Linked DNA regions of Homo sapiens: region 2 is linked to region 1. The links are chromatin loops, found by intact Hi-C in ENCODE. Cell type or tissue: ascending aorta. All regions are shown on one strand. Each heading gives the region's core, and the rest is flanking DNA. Links, peaks and the distances in the headings are about the cores only.

Region 1 (2,919 bases), core at 294-2,793:
GAAATCTTTAACTCACCAATGGATTAGCTGTTGGGGAGTGAGGAATATCAAGGTCAGAGTAAGAGGGATTATAGCAGAGAAAATCAAACCACTGGCTGAAAACTAAACATTTCAGTTACATTGTGATTATTTCACCTACGTACATAATGAGAACCTCTAAAGACATGTAAAATATGGAATTGTTTCAACTTTTAAGTTTGCTTTTTAAAAAATGGAAGGTATCTTATAGACATAGTAATGCTTTGCACTTATCCCAGTTAGAACTAGTAAGTCCCCAGACCTCACTCACCTGTAATTACCAAAAAGATCGTGGGGCTTCGAGGTGGGGAGAGGAGTTGTTTTGTTTTTTTGAGACAGGGTCTTGCTCTATTGCCCGGCTGGTGTGCAGTGGTATAATCATAGCTCACTGCACTGCAGCCTTGAACTCCTGGGCTCAAGCAATCCTCCTTTTTTCAGCCTCACGTGTAGCTGTGACTACATGCGAGCCACCACTCCTGGTTCATTTTAAAAACAATTTTTTATGTAAAAACTGAGTCTTACCATGTGGCCCAGGCTGGTCTCAAACTCCTGGGCTCAAGCAATCCTCCTGCCTCAGCCTCCCAAAGTGCTGGGATTACAGCTGTGAGCTACTGTACCCAGCCTGTGTTTTCTTATTATCCAAATAATCATGACTTTGAGGCCCAATTCCATAACTCAAGAAAGTTATTCTTCTCCCTGCTTCTCCTTCATGAACATGTTGGAGAATTCTGGAGAGATGCTGGATGTGCCGCCCACCCATCCCAGTAGTCACTCATCCCTCCAGCCACCCTGACTCCAAGGCCGGTGCTGCAAAGCCCTGCAAGGAAATTCCCTTGAACAGGCTCAACACTGGCTTCCTCAGGCTGCTCGGCCATCCCCATGCAAGACACTCCAAGTGCAGACACAAGCTCTGCCTGTACTTCCACAATGCACAGAGAGGAGCAGCCCAACTGTTTAATAAAACTGTACTGAAGGCATGGGGCTGACACAATTACAACTCCGAGAAACATTCCCATGCTTATCAAAAGGGGTTCCTCTAGAGGGTCCCGGCTCTGAACGCCAGCCTTGGGCCTTTGGCCTAGCTCCTGGCTACCTTTTGCCTGGCTAAGCCAAGTCAGCCTCCTCTCCACCAGGCTCCAGGTCTCTTTCCCACCTCCGAATCCAGCTGGAGCCTCTCAGTCCCAGAACTAAGTGGCAGCCTTGCTCATTCCCATCCCAAGATGACTGGGAGCTTCTCCTTCCTAAAAGGGGGACCCTTCAACCACCCACCAGCTGCAATGCAGCCTCCTTGGCCCCAAACACCAGCCCCAATCACCAGTGATTCATTTCCATCTGCTGGTCTTCATAACACCACGCCTGGTGCTGTCGCCCAGATAGCCAGGGTCAAACCTGATTCCATTTCTTTTTATTTTATTTTATTTTATTTTATTTTATTTTATTTTATTTTATTTTATTTTATTTTTTGAGACAGAGTTTCACTCTTGTTGCCCAGGCTGGAGTGCAATGGCATGATCTCAGCTCACTGCAACCTCCGCCTCCTGGGTTCAAGCGATTCTCCTGCCTCAGTCTCCCAAGTAGCTGGGACTACAGGCCCCCACCACAATGCCCAGCTGATTGTTTTTGTATTTTTAGTAGAGACGGGGTTTTGCCATATTGGCCTGTCTGGACTTGAACTTCTGACCTCAAGTGATCCGCCTTTCGCGGCCTCCTAAAGTGCTGGGATTACAGGCATGAGCCACTGTGCCCGGGCAAACCTGATTCAATTTCCTTTCCCAGTCTTTCATCCAGTGTGGAGTAAAGAGAGGGTCGAGATACTTTCTGGGTTAGCTCAGGGTTTGCACTGTCCTAAAACAAATATAATCAGACAAATAGACAAAATATACATGCATTTATACATACAAACAGATATGTACACACATGTGCATGCACACACACACACACACACACACCTTCCCAAGACAGTTTCAGAGACAGTCACTAAAATCTAAATCCATATTCAAAGATGCAGCAAGGACAATGTCCCACTAAAAATGGACTCTATTTATGTTAAACAGAACACATTACTTCTCAGCCTACATTTAAAGTAACATTGAGGATGACGCTCATTACACAAATTATTGTTCTTGGACAAACTGAAGTGTTTATTCTGCTAACTTTTCCCAAAACAAAGGAAGTCACAATCGTGAATTGGTTGCTCAGCCTCTCGTAACTATGAGTAACTTTTAAGGAACAGTTCTACTGCTTTAAAAAATATTTTTCCACTGGGCATCACTACACAATGATGCAGTCATAGCTCAAAATATTTTGGAAATTCCTCCTTTGGAATTGCCTCCAGAGCCAAGAGCACATTCCTTTAGAATAGTCTCAATGGTTATAAACCTTTATACCAAGAAGAAGGTGTATTTGATTCTTAAAATAAACCAAAAATTATTTTAAAATGGAGCTGGTGAATGTAGGTGACCAAATTGGGTGACACTGCTTTGGTATACAAAATGTGGCCCTAAAACATTAGGCAAGTTTTCCTGTGCGAGTCATAAATTATCTGTGAAGGCCATTCACTAAACACACTTTAAAAATTTTTTAACGCAATACATTTTTACTCTGTACCAATCCTTGATGGGGCACAAACCCCGAAAACAACTAATTTCAATGTTAAATGGAAATATTTACAATAGTAGTATGTATGAAACCTCAAGCATCTCAGAAGAGCGGTGCACAGGAGGAGAAGAAGGGTTGGGAAGGGTCTCAGAAAAGGCTTAAGAAACATATGTCATAATAATTAGAGTTTTCGCCATGGCCATCTTGAAGGCCACAGCATTTATTTAGATATATTCATTCAGATATATTTGTTGAAGCCGTTACTCCATTGCTTTATAATCATGCTTCAGAATAAAGGAGCAT
Region 2 (2,919 bases), core at 190-2,689, 70 kb after region 1:
TCATTTTTAATCCATTTTTTGATTCAACAGAATTTTTCAAGAGCCTACTGTGTGTAAAGTATTGTGGTTATACTATGGAAGATTTTAAATGGAATGAGAAATTATGTCATCCTGAAGATGCTAGAATATAGTAGAGGGAGGCCAGGCACAGTGGCTCAGGCCTGTAAACCCAGCACTTTGGAAGGCTGAGGAGGGCAGATCACTTGAGGTCAGGAGTTCGAGACCAGCCTCGCCAACACGGTGAAACCCCGTCTCTACTAAAAATACAAAAATTAGCCAGGTGTGGTGGCGGGTACCTGTAATCCCAGCTACTCAGGAGGCTGAAGCAGGAGAATTGTTTGAATCCAGGAGGTGGAGGTTGCAGTGAACTGAGATCTCACCACTGCACTCCAGCCTAGGCAACAGAGAGAGACTCTTGTCTAAAAAAAAAAAATATATATATATATATACACACACATATATATATACACATATATATACATATATATACACACATATATATACACACACATATATATATACACATATATATATACACATATATATACACATATATATACACACATATATATATATAGTAGGGGAAGAGGGCAAATAAACAGATTACTATAAATATAAAGTAGAAATTTTCATTATTGAGGCACAGCAAATGTATTAAGAACAAAGGAAGGGATTATATATTCTGCATGAGGCTAAATCAGCAAGCACCCTGGCTACCAAACTGCAAATAAAGAAGGGACGCTTTCTTTCCTAGCAGCAGTTTATGCTGATTTGAATCAAAAACGCTTTCTCTAGCACGCTAGAGAAACAAAACCCACAAAGTGATAGGCACAAGATAGAGACTTCAGGGTCCTGTGCTGGAGATCTGATGAGTAAACCAAAGCCATGACTCAATAATAGGAATTTGTCTATGGTTTGTTTCAGTATGAAGATCTCTAAGGAAATCCCTTCTGTTGCTTGGCATGGAAACATTGTGAACAACTAGGGACAAATCCCTAGGGAAAAAGGGACTCTGGGGATTACAACAGGGGTTCTTGAGTTCAGCCATGCCTCCAAAAATAGAAAGTACCCCACTGTTGCCCACTGTGGAGAATGTGAATTTGCTTTATTGACAGAGCTTCAGACCTAGAATGAATGATTTTATCTTCTACAATATGGCACAGAGTGTTGTCATTAACAATTGATATGGAGGGCACAACATTTATTAAATTTTTTTAAACTTTTCTTTCCAAATACTGAAGCCAACCGTTAACAACAAACTATTTATTTATAGACAGGATCTCACTTTGCCACCCAGGCTGGCATGCAGTGGCACAATCACAGCTCACAGCAGACTCAACCTCCCTGACTCAAGCAATCCTCCCGCCTTAGCCTCCTGAGTATCTGGAATCACAGGCACACACTACCTTGCATGGCTAATTGATTTATTTATTGTAGAGACAAGTTCTATGTTGCCTAGGCTGGTCTCATAGTCTTGGGTTAAAGCAATCCTCTCACCTAGGCCTCCCAAAGTGCAGATTACAGGCATGAGCCACTGCGCCTGGCCCATAACAATCTATTTATATGATTTCTGGAGTAGTTAGTGACTGGCCTTTCTTTTAATGTGGATCAGATTTCTCTCAACCTCTAAAATAGAAATGATTCATCCTGGAAAGATGGGTATTATGCTACCGAGCCAAAATGCTTTTTTTTTTTTTAGAATGGGAAAAAAATCAGTGTGATTTCTAAGGTTTTACCTAATATCATCCCTAGAAAACAGCTTGCTGAATGTCTTATATAGCTTTGTCTTATAATTAGATTCACATACACAGTGAAAATTTAGCATATACAATTTATTTGAAACCAGATATTTCTGTTTCATGCTGCCCCATACTTTGCCTGATGGACAAACAAAACGAATGCTTATTTTAGAATATTTAAGTTTAACAAACACAAAGCACAGTTAGTTTTCACACAACAGTGCCTCCTTGTAGCAACAACCCTACAAGGCACTTGAGTTGAGCCAGCGGGAGGACCTCCACCCCACATCTTTCAGGATAAAGTGGTAAATGGGAGGTGGTACTAAAGTCCTATAATTCCTCTTAAGCTTTTAAGAAATTCCCTCCATTAATATCAGTAGCTAGTTTTCCTTAAGGCTTTGGTCTGAAGGAATGTATTACTGGCAATCTTGACAAAAGATGTTTTAGTTTATGTGCAGTCGTCTCAAGATTGTACAGATATTTGCTTTGACTAACCTCAGAAATTCAAGCAAAGCCATGTTACAGTAGGCATATAAACAAGCAGGTCACAGGGTTAATGTTTGATGCTAACACTGACTTTTTTCTACCACTCAAAAGCACGCAGGAGCAGTAAGATGTGCTACCCAGAAGCAACAAAAGATAAACACTTAACTATCCGCAGTCAACCAGCTTGGAGCTTTCAGGCGATGAAAAGTTATTTAATTATTAAGGCAAAAAGCACACAGGCGTACGACTGAGGACACCAGAGAAGTTGATGCTTTCCAAATTTTGAATAAAAGATTGTAACTTTAAAACTGATTTTATGGAATAAAAATAATCTCAATGGATCTGTAAGAATGTATTTAAAAATTGATCTGAAAATGATATTTCTTAATCCATTAATCATTAGCAAAAAAAGAACTCCTCCATGCATGCATCATACATGATATGGAAAACGTATTGAATATTGATTTTGGCAGGGTGGGAACACATTTCCAAATGTGTTTCTGGACTAGGGATCTATGTATCTGTCTTGCCTATCTCACCTCAAGACTGAGCTCCTGGTCGGGTGGCTGACACCTATAATCCCAGTTCTTTGGAGGCCAAGGCAGGAGGATCGCTTGAGGCCCCTGGCAATATAGCAAGACCCTATCTCTACAAAAATAATTTTAAAATTAGCTGAGTGTGTTGGCGTGTGCCT

What was found. Peaks named below come from ENCODE experiments on the same cell type or tissue, not always from the same donor. Only the 100,000 strongest peaks of a DNase experiment are listed, where the experiment ranks them.
Region 2: a loop joins it to region 1, with 2.3 times the contacts of the local background. A loop is called at or near these places in 3 of 110 quality-filtered maps.

Annotation. Positions count from the first base shown.
Region 1 is chr10:28,910,494-28,913,412 of GRCh38, reverse strand. No RefSeq gene overlaps it. Among named protein-coding and RNA genes, the nearest start is that of C10orf126, 66 kb to the right of the region's middle. In ascending aorta, for the core only: no CTCF peak of the experiment used is centred there; a DNase peak (open chromatin) is centred at 1,728; H3K27ac peaks cover 2,500 bases.
Region 2 is chr10:28,840,480-28,843,398 of GRCh38, reverse strand. No RefSeq gene overlaps it. Among named protein-coding and RNA genes, the nearest start is that of C10orf126, 4.5 kb to the left of the region's middle. In ascending aorta, for the core only: no CTCF peak of the experiment used is centred there; a DNase peak (open chromatin) is centred at 1,438; H3K27ac peaks cover 1,460 bases.